2 separate regions of the Homo sapiens genome follow, and region 2 is linked to region 1. A link is a contact called in ENCODE Hi-C data. All regions are on one chromosome and are shown on one strand. The core of a region is the stretch at or near the end of the contact, and the rest is flanking DNA. Distances in the headings are between cores, read along the strand shown.

Region 1 (6,942 bases), core at 2,438-4,937:
ACTTAAGAAACTATAAAAAAGTATCAATGCAAGTAATCAATAATGACACAAAGTAGACAGTGGTTTCCTGGGGATAAGAGGAAAAGATTATAAAGGCACACAGGAAACTTTTGGAGGTGAATATTATTTTGATTATGGTGATGGTTTTGCAGGTATAAACATATGTCAAATATCAAATTGTACACTTTAAATATATGTAGTATACTATATGTCAATTACACTTCAATAGAAAAGCTGTTGAAATAAATATTGATATCTGGGTTCAACACCCCCCCACACCAAATTGGTATAGGGATTCCCTCTGGAAAACAAAATTCTTTAAAGTTCCTGAGATTATTGTAAATTATTATTACATTATTGTAAATGCACAGCCAAGATTGAGAACCACTACTCAATGAAAGCTATAGCTATCATTTTCTCCCTTCTTTATTTCAGTTCTCTTGAAAAGTCTCACTTAAGCATGTCTACTTTATCACACCCATTCTTTCTCAATCTTCTGAAGCCTGGTTTCTGAACCACCACTCAGTTAAAACTGTTCTTGTTAAAGTTACCTATGGACTCCTGACAAATTCAGTGGTCACTGGGGCCCTCTCCTAACTTGACACCTCCTTACAGCATTCAAAATTGTTAACCTGTTCCTCCTCCACTGGAAAATCTCCCCGCCCTTGGCATCTTTCCTGATGGTCCTCCTACCTTGCTAGCTACTATTCCTCTAACTTTCAGACAATTCTTCTTCCTACTTCTGCTATTTATGAGAGTCTGTTCTCTGGCTGCCACTTTCACCAGGCTAAAGGCTTTCCCTGAGTCATTTCATCACAACTAAATCAATATAGCTTCAATTCAACCCCCAATCATCTCTCTAATCCTGATTTTCACATCCACAGATACAAACATCTATCTATATCTTCGCCTGAAGTTCCACTGCTTCCTCAAATTCAAAATAGCCAAAACAGAATTTATCATCTTCCTTCCATTTTTGTGTTCCTCATTTCCATCAACAGAACCCCAAGTCAAACCTTCACAGTCCTGAGTCCTCCTTTCTTCTCATAGGTGATTAGGACTTGTTAGTTTTTCCCTCACTCTGCCACAGTAAAGGTCTAAAATACAAATCCAATAAATGGCTTCTCATCTATCACGTTCAATCCAATCCCTTTAGCTAAGGATACCATTCCCTGATCTGGCCCTCTACCACCCTCACTATCTTCATCTGGCACCATTTCCTACTAACCCCTGCATTCAAGCCATATCAATGTCAATGTTATTGACTTTGTCAACTGCCAATGTCAATTGACACTGACTCGTCATTGTCAATGACTTATCTAAATTGCCACAGTTTCTCAGGCCTCCTTGCCTTCTCAATTACTATATCCTCCTCTTGGGAAGTTACTTACCTCCTGCACTTGGCAAAATCATATCATCCTTCACAACTTGGCTGTGTGCTCCCAACTCCACCTACACTCAAGGCAAGTTAACTATCTCCTACTCTAAACTCTCCTACTACACTAGGCATATCTCTATTCCCACTGACTACATAGTATTATAATTGTTAATTTACTGTAATGTTACTAACATCTTGTATGTTAGATAGTAAATTCCTTGAAGACAAGAGCTATGACATTCATTTCTGTATCCCTAGTACCTACTCAGCCTGGAAGAGTGAAAAAATAAATTTATGTTTGATATAATTTCAATCATTTATAAAATATAAACGATACCCCAAAATAGGTCTTGAATACTAAGATTTCTTAAAATTTCTTAAGATCCATTATAAAATAAATATTAGGCAACAGGATGCTGAATAAAACAGTACATATATTTAAACTCACCGTCAAAGACACCAGTCTAAAAAATACAACCCAGAGCAAATTTCATAAAACAGAAATACAACAATGAAAGGAAGCAGAGCAAGGATAAACGCTGACCCAGCTAATGCCTTATCGGGTGTCTGTATCCAGGTACTGCTAATGCCGATGACTAAGAAGGTTTCTAATCCTTCTAATCCCTCATGGTAATTTCAATAAATCGAATAAGGATAAACGAGCCAAATCCAGAATTTGTTTCCTAAATATGTGATGCTTTTCCCCCTTGCCACTTGGTTTGATTGAACTGATTATTTGAATAGCTGACTTTGAAGCCACTATTGGCCAAGCAGATCTTAAATGTTTTTCCTTCCTTGTCTTTGCCTGCACTTCAAAAATATGGTGGTTTAGACTACTATTCATCCTGTAAACCTTAAAATGTATTCACCTAAAGAAAAAAAAATACTTGGAAATGTCGGGGGAGGTGGGGTGCCTGTGGATGTTAGCAGTAGAATGTTTTCATGGAAAACAAGCCTCCCAGTCTTTCTGACTTTATGGCAATAAGATTTGAAAGCTGAAAACCTCAAACTGTAAAGTGTTACATGAACCAAAGAGGTGGCCCACCTGCTCCAAAAACTACTGTGTGATCCAAGGATAAATAATTTGCAAAAGGTCAGCTTGGCCCTACTGCCTGTAGGGCAGTCTCTGAGATAAGAAGTAGCTGCCGGTGGAACAAATTCCCCCTACCTGAAGAGCGCCGCGGCTGCCAGGCTTGTGATAGTGTATTTCTCAGAGAGCAGATTCTGTGCAGTACTAAACCACTTAGGCAAAATTAAAATCTTTCAGGAATGTCTAAACTCACAAAGCACACATGTGCAAGCTGACGGGCAGACAGCAAATTTCGGGGAAGCGTACAAACTTGGGGGTGTTTTAATGCAACCATTTTCAGCCAAACCCCCGAGGATTCCCGAGTATGTTAAAATGAGCCTCAGGAGAGGAATAACTCATAGAAAGAAGGGGCAAGGGCTCAAGAAGAGATCTTCAGCGAAATAACCAAGGAAGGAAGCGTGGCTGCTGTCTGAACCTCTCCGCCCTGCAGGGGACCAAAGACCGACTCGGGCCAACGCTGCTCTCCAGGGGGCGAGGGCGGGGGGTCGACAGTGACCATTGTGGCCACCAGACCGGACGGACAGTGGCGGCCTCGCCGAAGTAGAGGGCGCGAGTGGGAGAGGAGGCAGAGGCCAGAGCATCCGCCGCGGCAGGGAGGGGACGGGGGGCTCCCGCCCCAGGCCCACCCGGCAGAGGGGCGGCCGGTGGGGCCGAGGCGGCGGCACCCGGGTCACAGCAGGAGGCTGGACTGCTCCTCGCCGGGAAGGAAAGACCCGAGTCGCGCGCACAAAGCTGCCGCCCTCCAGGCAGCGGGCAGGCTGCGCCCAACTTCGGGGCGAGCAGCGCCGGCCGCAGCCCACCCGCCCGCCAGCCGCCCCCAGCGCCCCGCGCCGCCTCGCACCCACCCATGGCGCCTCGCGCGGGAGCCGTTACCCCCAGTGGAGCCGCGGCCCCAGGGACAAAGTCCCGGTCCTGTCCTCGCCGCCGCCTCGCCCCGGCTCCTCCCTGACAAAAAAAAGTTATCCGTTGCCGGACGCCCTGGGGGCCCGGCGTGGGTCTCTCGGCTGGACTCACCAGGGCGGCTGCCGGAGCTCCACCTGCAGGACCTCGACTCGTGAGGCTCTCAGCGACAGCGACGGAGGCTGCTCTGCTTCCTCCCGAGTAGCAGCACCACCTGCTCCCCTTCTTCCTAGCAGAACGGGTCCCGGTGAGCCATCTTCCCCCTCCTCTCACTGACTGACAACCCAGCCGGGAGAGCCACCACTGCCGCCAGCCTCTCTGACAGGCACGACCAGGGACCCGTCCTCAAGCAGCCAACCACCACCGCCCCACGCCAGTTCAGCCTATCGCCGTCCTCCGGGGCGGGATCAGAACAACTTCTCCACCAATGAGAATCTTCTTCTGCTGGGCCTGGGGCGGAGCCATGAGGCGCCTTGAGTGGGCGTGGTCTGAGCAATGGGCGTGATCCGGGCGTCCGAGGGAAGTTGATTGACTGTAAGGTTTGCGGTGGCCGCTAGGCGATGACAATCAGCGAAGGTCTCTTAGATTCTGAGCCGTTAGGGCTTATGGCCTTCTCAGAAAAAAATAAACCTTACCGGATGATGTGAAGGGTATCAATTTGTTTCTCTTTTGTGAGAAAAGAGAAACAAATTGATAATTTACTAGTCAGTAGGATTTACTTCCCTGTAATTAAATTCACAAGAATTTATCAAAATCTTATCAAATCCCGGGAGGAAAAAAAAATTACGTTTTTGCAAAATGGAAATACAAACTTCCCCCTCACTACATCATTGCTTTTGGGCTTAGCCTGGAAAAAGTCAAATACGATGCCTCAGTTTTCTTTCCATGGGGGTTGTTTTTATTTTTTCCATCATTCCTCCCTACTTTTTCTCTGAACATATACTAAATGTTTTGTATAATAACTGGAACCCGAGAACACCTGAACCTGCGCCTGCAGACAGTACTGCTGTTTTTGACCTTGTAAACCTCTCCTACCACATCCTTCTCAAGACTGGTCAGGATTAATTAGAAGAAAAACTGACCTCCACCCTAGAAGACAGGAAGTTCATTCTAGCTTTACACTAGAAATGGGCAGGATTTCTCCAGAAACACTAAGTGAACTTTTCAAACATGCTGAACTCATAAATAACAAGCACATAAATAAGAAGATATATTACTTGATATCAAAAGGGTATCAAGCAAACAATTTCAGGTAATTATTAGGGCAGATTGCTAAAACAGATAGGATCCCCCTCCAAAGGGAGGATCAGATTAATGAGTAAATAATAACAAACTACAGTGATAAGGACAATAGAGATTGGTTCAATGAGCAATGGAAACAGAGGACAAGAAATGACTGTTTAGGAAAGTCAGCGAACTCCACAAGGAAGGTAATGTTTGAGTTGGATCTTAAAAGGTAAATGGGAGTTTGCCAGAGAAGAAAGTCAAAGGGTATTTCAGAAAGGGAGAACACCATGTTCAAAGGCATGGAGCTGTGAAAGGGCACAGAGCCATTGTGGAATGTTGAGAAGGTAGATGGGGTTAAATGATGAGGAACGGCCAAAAATTGGGCTGGAGCAAAAGGTTGAGGTGAGATTGTAAAAGACCTCACAAGCTACACTAAGATATTCAGACAAGCACTGTCCAGCAGAGCTTTCTGCACTGGTGAAAATGTTCTATATTTGTGTTGTCCAAAATAGTAGCCATTAGCCACATGTGGCTATCAAATACTTGAAATGTGGTGTGACTGAAGAGCTCAATGTATTTATTTATTTATTTATTTATTTTTGAGACAAGGTCTCACTCTGTCACCCAAACTGGGGTAGAGTGCTTAAGTGATCCTCCCACCTCAGCCTCCCAAAGTGCTGGGATTACAGACATGAACTACCATACACGGCTGAAACTCAATTTTTAATTTTTTTTTTTTTTGGCAGAGTCTCCCTCTGTCACCCAGGCTGGAGTACAGTGGTGGGATCTTACCTCACTGCACTTCCACTTCCCAGGTTCAAGCAATTCTCCTGCCTCAGCCTCCTGAGTAGCTGGGGTTACATGAACTCACCACCACACCCAGCTAATTTTTGTATTTTTTGTAGAGACAGGGGTTCACCATGTTGGCCAGGCTGGTCTCGAACTCCTGACCTCAGGTGCTCCACCCACCTCAGCCTCCCAAAGTGCTGGGATTACAGGTGTGAACCACCATGTCTGGCATTAATTTTTAATTTTAACTTTAACAACTCCCATATTGGATAGCTCAGGTTTAGATTTTCTTCTTAAGGCAATGAGGGACAGACAACAGCTTTTAATCATGTGGACAATGCAATCAGGTTTCTTTTAAATGGTGAGAATCCAAAGAAAAAAAAACAGGGTAGAGAGGAAATTCTTGACAGATCAGACTGACTTAATTTAGGTCCCCTTGGCCAGAGCCTGTTCAGGACAAGTGTTTACTCAAAGAAATAGGGAGAGGAAGATCCAGGCAGCATGTTATTCATCTTAGAGAACACAAGCAGTCAAAACCTGAGACGTTGAATTCTGCCGTCAAGTCCCATTGAGTAGGAGAGTGAGGGACCAAGGAAGGAAAGAAACCGAGTCAGCCAGATCATAAGATAGAGAGAAACAAGAGTGGGCAAAAGAGTGCACACCTACGCGCATGCACACACACACACACACACACACACACACCATCAGTTTTACTGGCCATTGGCCATGTGTGCCAGTAATGTGTTGACCTGATTTGAAGAGCCAAAGTTTCTGGTGGCAGGAAGCCCAGCCAAGACCAGGACAAGATTCCAGGAGAGAATCTCGAACCAAACCTGTGGAAGTCAGGATGGAAGGGACAGGTAAATATTATTGACTTCCTGTACTGTACAAGGCACGTGGCTTGTCAAGGATACAGATGAATGCTAGAAGCTTGCTTATAGTATAGTTAGCTGCATAACAAACAGATGAAAGGTTAAGCAAAGATTAAAGTAATTATTTAATGCAGCAGTGGAGAGATTACATAAGGCAGTACATAATCGATTCATTGTTCAAATGATTTTCTAGGCATTAGCCGCTGTGTTTTCAGAGGAGGATGCAAGCACTGCAGTCAAGGGCAGTCAGGGAAGGCTTCATGAAAAAGGCAAAATGGGCTGGGTCTAGAAAACTGGGGAGGAATTTGAACCAGATAAAATGGTGAGAAAGTAACTCCCAGAATGCCTGGAGAAATAACACAAGAGGGGAAGCACAAGCAATGTTCAGAGGGCATGGGAGGCAACTTGAGTCAGCCAAGCCTGGCAAGCTAGGTTGCAGATAGATAATAGAACACCTTGAAGGCAAGCTCAGTTGTTCAGATTTTCTCCTTTTGCCTTGTGGCTTCCTGTCTGCTCATTAGAATCACTTAGGATGCCTTTCAAAATTATCAGTACTCAAACCGCACCCCACAGTAAATAAATAAATAAATTGGTGTGTGAGGCTAGTCATTGGGTTTTTAAAAAAGCTTCCCAAGTGGTTCTAATATACACCCAAGGTTGACAAAAGGGAAATAATATAACATGTT
Region 2 (6,942 bases), core at 2,216-4,715, 2.2 Mb after region 1:
AGATGGTGAAAGGCTAAGCGCAAGAAGAAAAAGGAGCTGAATCTGTGAGAATCAGTGTTTAGTCTGGCAAACAGAATTCTCACATGGGACAAGAGAATCTTCAGATCTTGAAGGGCTGCTAGCATGGGATGATGAATGACTATTCTGCATAGCTTCAGAGGGAAGAACCAGAATCAGCAGGCAGAAATTACAAGGGAAAAATTGTTCACATTAGAAAGAAAATGATCTAACAATCAGGAGCATTCAAAAATGGAATGGACTGCCTGGTGTGGAAGTGCTATCCTTTTTGGAAGAGTTTAAACTGAGGCTGGGTGACTTCCCGTCTGGTTTCCTAGAGAATTCTTAAATGATTGGGAGGCTGAGGCGGATGGATCACGAGGTCAGGAGATCGAGACCATCCTGGCCAACATAGTGAAACCCCATTTCTACTAAAAATACAAAAGAATTAGCTGGGCGAGGTGGTGTGTGCCTGTAGTCCCAGCTACTCAGGAGGCTGAGGCAGGAGAATTGCTTGAACCCAGGAGGCGGAGGTTGCAGTAAGCCGAGATTGTGCCACTGCACTCCAGCCTGGCAACAGAGTGAGACTCCGTCTAATAAAAAAAAAACAAAAAAACAAAAAACACAAAACAAGTAGACAACCACTCAGGCTATTTTTTCACTGTCCAGGTGTTTTGAGGTGTTTTTTCCTTTTCCTTTTCTCAAAATGATTCAAGTAAATACAATACAGGAAATGCTGACACTAAGATCTTGGCAAATTACTTGTGTGTATCTGTTATTTCATATGTAAAATGCAGATAACAGTAGTACTTATAGGGTTGTCATGAGGATTAAAAGAATTACTACATACAAAGCATTTGGTAGAGTGCTGACACACAGTAATCACTAGATAGGTGCAATTATTTTCATTGTAATTTTTTTTTTTAAACTTTTTTTCTAGGTTCAGGGGGACATATGCAGGTTCATTATACAGGTAAATTGCATGTTGCAGTGGTTCAGTGTACAAATTATTTTGTCACCCAGGTGATAAGCATAGTACCCAAGAGGTAGTTTTCTGATCCTCACCTTCCTCCCTCTCTCCACCCTCAAGTAGGCCTTGGTGTCTGTGGTTCCCTTCTTTGTCTCCATGTGTACTCAATGTTTAGCTCCCACTTATAAGTCAGAATAGGTGATATTTGGTTTTCTGTTCCCGTGTTAGTTTGCTTTAGAATAATGGCCTCCAGCTCCATCCACGTTGCTGCAAAGGACATGATCTCGTTTTTTTATGGCTGCATAGTATTCCATGGTGTATATGTACCATGTTTTCTTTATCCAGTCAACCACTGATGGTCATTTATGCTGATTCCATGTCTTTGCTATTGTGAATAGTGCTGTGATGAACATACTTGTGCATGTGTCTTTATGGTAGAACAACTTATATTCCTTTGATAGAACAACTTATAAGAACAACTTAGAATCCAATAATGGGATTGCTGGGTCAAATGGTAATTCTGTTTTGAGTTCTTTGAGAAATCACCAAACTGCTTTTCATAAATTAAATCATAATGTATAATTAATGTGTTACAGGGAATTTGGTGAAGCAAAAATTTACACAAGTATAAGCAGCAAATTCTGGGAGTATTTTTGGGCAGATGGTAGAAGGGCATGTTAGGGAACCAATACAGTACTATTTATAAAAGTCTTTGCTTACAACATATTAATTTCCCAATGAAGGAACGGACCATTCTAAGATTTTAGAATGTAGTGGATGAATTTGATGTGTGGCTTTTATAGTAGACAGCCACTTACTTCTCGAGTTCCTTACAGACACTTGAAGGTTCAGATAATTGCCACGTTTTGCCTTCCCTATTATATGATAAGCAGAAGAGCCCCGGCCCGGCGCAGTGGTCACGCCTGTAATCCCAGCACTTTGGGAGGCCGAGGTGGGTGGATCATTTGAGGTCAGGAGTTTGAGAACAGCCTGGCCAACATAGTGAAACCCTGTCTCTACTAAAAATGCAAAAATATTAGCTGGGCATGGTGGTGCATGCCTGTAATCCCAGCTACTCTGGAGGGTGAGGCAGGAGAATCACCTGAACCTGGGAGGCAGAGGTCCCAGTGAGCCGAGATCGCACCACTACACTCCAGCCTGGGCGACAGAGCGAGACACCGTCTCAAAAACAAACAAACAAACAAACAAACAAGAAACAGAAGAGCCCCAGAACAATAAATGTTTTTCCTCACATAATAAAATACACGAATACATTAAAACTGCTTTTTCTTGTTTGCTTTTTCTAGTTTTTGTTTTACCTGTCCTCTGAGGCAGTTGGGCGAGTAACCGTCTGGAGGGGGTTGTGCAATTCATTAGAGTAAAAGGTGTTGGACAGTATGTCAGCTCCTTCAAGCTCCCTGCAACAGTAGGGCCTGCCGTGAATGACTTCCATGCTTCTTGGCTAAAAAGGCACAACCTGGAAAAGAAAAGGAGGGCACATTTGGCTTGTCGAGTCAAGGCAGGCAGAAAACACATTTTACACTGCTAAATTGTTCAACCTGACGCTGCACAGACGTCACAGGCTTCCCTCTGCACTGAAAGCCGTCAAATCAGTAATAAATAGAGACCTAAATAAGTTCTATGGAAATAAATTTCAACTGAAACAAATCCACAAAGTGGACGGTGCCTCCAAGTAGTCACCAGAATGATCATCCAGTAGGTTCGTACCAGTCCGCTACTTTGTGGCCATCAACTGACATTCAATTCCTGCCTTAAATTTAACTATAACTATTCAAGAAAACTCACTTGACTTTTAGCCTGTGGTCTTTCCGAAAATTAGAGACTCTTCATTCAACAAAATAAGCGCTGTCCTAAAGCCTTCGGGGATTCTGGACAAGAATCCCTTTGCAGATGGTGGAGTCAGTAGTGCAGCACGAACGGGACCCTAAAGGGGATTCCCGGTTTCCAACTGCGTCGGGGAGAATCCCACCTCTCTCTCGGACTTGGGGGAAGGCCAGGAGCCGGCGTAGCTGGGACCAAGGGTGCCAGGGGTCGAGGCCGAGCCTCACGGGCTGTCACTGCCCTGCAAGCGGTGCCTCGGGGGTCTGGACATACCTGGGACATGAGCCTGGGGGCGCTGCGGGACCGCGCCTCCCCTCCCCTCCCCGCAGCTGGCGGCCTTCGCGGGCCGAGGAATTTTGAGGTCGTCCGCACCTACGGCCCGGTGGAGCTGGCAGGCAGGGGCGGGGGCGGGAGAAGGACGGCGGGCAGGCCGGGGTGGGGTGGGGCTGGGGGCGCTTGTGACGGTGGCCGTGACCGCGGCATTAGGTGATGCGTCCTTGAGGGGCTGGGGGCTTCCGGGCGGCGAGCGGGGCGCAGTAGGAGGCTCTTAGAGACCTCGGAGGAAACCAGCCCAGCGCTACGGGACTGGCAAGAATGCGAAGAGGAACCGAGAGTGAACGGAGTGCGAGGCGCCGGGTCGGAGGCGAGAGGGGCTCTTCCGCCTTGCGACCCCTGGCCCCGCCTCCCGGTCCCTTGCCCCGCCCCTCTCGGCTCACCGCCCTGCCTCCAGTCGGACCCCGCCTTGCCCCACCCGCGCCCCGCCCCCAGGCGCCCTCTAGCGGCGGCGGCGATGGCGATACCAGTTTCTTTTTCCAGGGCTACCAGGTCTGGAGCTGTCTCAGGGCCGGCCAGGGAGCTCTCTCATGTGGACTGGGCGGAGGAGGAAGAGCTCCGGTCCAGTGGAGTCCCTGGTGAGGTCGGAGCATCCGACCTGTCCTCCCTCCCCAGGTCACCTCGCAAAAATTGGGGACAGTGTGGCCAGATAGAGGGTGGAGTCTGCAGGATTCTGAAACTGCAGCCCCTGGCATGGCGCCCTAACAGAGTCTCTGCTCCTTCCCTGGTGGGTGCGGACATGGCAAAGTCCTTTACTTGCCTCGTCCCCAGGGCCTAGCCCCACCTTGATTACCTCAGTTTTCCCCAAAAGATACAAATGTGAGCCATGAATCTGCACCTACAGGGTCATGAGTTCCTGTGATGGCTGACAATAAGGGATGTCACCCCCCCCTCGCCACCTGCCACCCCATCAAGGAATGGGATGTGAGGAGGTTAGGTTGTGTGTATATGTGTGATATGGTTAGGCTTTGTGTCCCCACTCAAATCTCATCTTGAATTGTAATACCCATAATCCCCGCTTGTCAAAGGAGAGACCAGGTGGAAGTAATTGGATCATGGGGGCAGTTTCCCCCATGCTGTTCTCGTAATAGCGAGTGAATTCTCACGAGATCTGATGGTTTTATAAGAGGCTCTTCTCCCTTCTCCCAGCACTTTTCCTTCCTGCCCCCTTGTGGAGAAGGTAACTGCTTCTCCGTGGCCTTCTGCCATGATTGTAAGTTTCCTGAGGCCTCCGCAGCCATGTGAGATTGTGAGTCAACTAAACCTCCTTCGTTTATAAATTACCCAGTCTTGGGCAGTTCTTTACAGCATTGTGAGAAAAGACTAATACAGTGTGGGAGGCTAGAAATGAGCCTGCAGGAACCAGAAGGTGAGGGTGAGAATGACCACCTCTGAGAAGAAGGGCGTTGAAACTGTGTGCCAAAGAGTTAAAGAAAACAGTCATAGAAATTCTTGAGTTTACAGGATGGCAGATAAAAGAAACAAATTGCTGAAATGCTGAAATGCCTGGGCTTGTAGGTTAATAAAACTGGCTGAAATCCACTGGAACATATAAGGCCAACTAGAGTCTGCACAGATCCAGCTTGCTGACCTTACAGCTGAATTTCTACTGCCATGTTTCATACTAACTCCTCACTGAATTTGCACGTGGAACCCTTAGGTAGCATGAAGAAATAAGAGCACATGCGCAAGGACTTTCCAGACTTCCTCTTTCCTTCCACCAAGCACCTGCTAATCCCAGAATCCACACTCAAAACCATTTCTAATAAAATAATTGTCCTAAAGCCAGCACAGGGAGACAGATTTGAGCTGGACTTCCTATTTCTTTGTTGGTTGACATGCAATAAAAGTTTTTATTTTATCAAAAACCCAGTGTTATAGTATTGACTTCTAGTGCCTCGGGCAGCGAGCCTCCTTTGCTTGGTAACAGTATGATGGTGCCTTTGCTATTCTCTGCCTACTTTACAACTTTCTACTAACCAACCAGTGGGCATTCATTTTGTGCTGTGCCTTCTATGTGAGTGTTACCTGGAGTGGGGGAAGAAAGGTGTATTGAAGTAGGCACAGTGGTAATTTTGTAGTCTTGGTTTATTTCTTAGTTCCTGCACCTCTGCCGACCTTCCAGTAGTTACCACCCACTAAGCCTAGAGGAATAGATCCTGCTGGAGACAGAGTTGTGTATTAGGTGAAACTGGCTTTTATCTTTGACATCTTTATTTCCCCTCCAATTTCTGGTAGTTCATTGTAAGCTTTTGCCCCTTTTCTGCTCCTCTGTGTTCAGGATCTCCCATTAAATTCCTTGTCTCCCCAGCCCATTTCATGTCCCCAGTCTTCCAGTACTTTCTATACTTCACCTTTTTCTCATCCTCAACCTTAGTCCTATTTTCCCATGGCTTGATTCTTCCTGGGAGGAATAACTGAGCATGATAGATTTAATCAGAGGCATCTGATGAAGATGCATCACTAGCCATGTATGTACATGGATGGTAGTGACACCGGAGAAAGTGTGTCAACTCCAGGTTGAATGATCAGGATATGCCATGTGATAGCCTCCAGGTTCTAGGGGATTTGAAATTTTATTTTAGGTCAGATGAGTGTAAAAGGCAGATAAATGTAATTATTTTTATCTTTATCGTTTTTCAAATAAAATGTACCGGCAAGAAAAATTCATTGTCAGATCGTTGTAAAACAATTGTTTTCTTTGAAAATGCTTCTCCATCTGAAATTTTCAGGGATATCAGGATTGGGTCTATTTGTTTGACCAACACTCGTTACTCTTAGCTTTTGTGATTTAACTCACTCCATCTCAGCCAGGATGTGATCTCAACAACACAAAGTAGCCTCCTACCCAGGGATGCTCAAGTGACGAATTTCTTAGGTATAACATGGCCAGGGGGCCAGTAGCCTCAGATTGCCTTCTTTTGACTTCTCACATGTTGATCTTGTCACCACCTCATTTTGCTAGTAATCCTTCAAGCAGGGAAGATGAAATTTGGCAATGAAAATAATATATGCTTAGAATACTGTGGGTTGATGACAATTCCAAATCACAGTTAGACCTTTCACCTTCAGGTAAAGAATAAGTAGGAGGTAGATAATAACATAAAGCATGAATTACAGTCTATAACCTTTCTTTTAAGTCTGTTATAGAGACCAGTAAAATGAATGAAGAGACCAGGAACATGATTTTTTTTTTCTTTTTGAAACAGAGTCTCTGTTGCCCAGGCTGGAGTACAATGGTGTGATTTTGGCTCACTGCAACCTCCGCCTCCCCGGTTCAAACAATTCTCCTGCCTCAGCCTCCCAAGTAGTTGGGATTACGAGTGCTCGCCACCACGCCTGGCTAATTTTTTGTATTTTTAGTAGAGACGGGGTTTTGCCATATTGGCTAGGCTGGTCTCAGACTCCTGACCTTAGGTGATCCGTCTGCTTTGGCCTCCCAAAGTGCTGGGATTACAGGCGTGAGTCATGCACCCGGCCCAGTGAATATTTTTTACATGAAAAAACAATTTGGAGTCTGGTGCCTTGCTTAGAAGATGTGTTGGAAAGTGTCTCAGTAACGTTAAAATATGCATCTTTAAAAATTGAAAAACTTAAAGCCTTGTTGATTTCAGTATATGTATCTTCTTAGTAGGATGACAATTAAAAGTATGTATATTCTGCTGACTTTAAACTACAAATGAGTTAAATTACACTTTAATACTTTTTTGGTACTAAATAATTTAACCTAAGTTCAGTACTTTAAATTCTTCTCAAAACATATTTTCTTTCTTTCATAGTTGTTTATTATAAAAACGCAA

What was found. Hi-C counts contacts between places; a loop is a spot of excess contacts on that map. Pooled maps may share reads with other maps.
Region 2: a loop to region 1 is called in a map of CD8-positive, alpha-beta T cell, with 6 times the contacts of the local background. The contact joins the promoter of SPMIP4 here to the promoter of HYCC1 in region 1. A Hi-C loop is called at or near these places in 2 of 168 maps with a recorded cell type or tissue (CD8-positive, alpha-beta T cell and naive thymus-derived CD4-positive, alpha-beta T cell) and 8 of 50 pooled maps.

What each region holds. Positions count from the first base shown.
Region 1 is chr7:23,010,443-23,017,384 of GRCh38, forward strand. HYCC1 (hyccin PI4KA lipid kinase complex subunit 1) reads right to left here and starts at 3,688. Exons shown (of 11, transcript NM_032581.4): 1 at 3,483-3,688. RefSeq lists enhancers at 2,390-3,071, 3,489-3,678, 3,839-4,018 and a silencer at 3,029-3,298.
Region 2 is chr7:25,176,889-25,183,830 of GRCh38, forward strand. It overlaps SPMIP4 (sperm microtubule inner protein 4), which reads right to left and starts at 3,466. Exons shown (of 10, transcript NM_138811.4): 1 at 2,774-3,466; 2 at 2,287-2,444. The coding sequence starts at 2,420. All of the region lies in intron 1 of LOC124901603 (a long non-coding RNA gene), which reads left to right. It overlaps LOC124901602 (a long non-coding RNA gene), which reads left to right. Exons shown (of 2, transcript XR_007060260.1): 2 at 1-743. RefSeq lists silencers at 2,972-3,251, 3,312-3,701.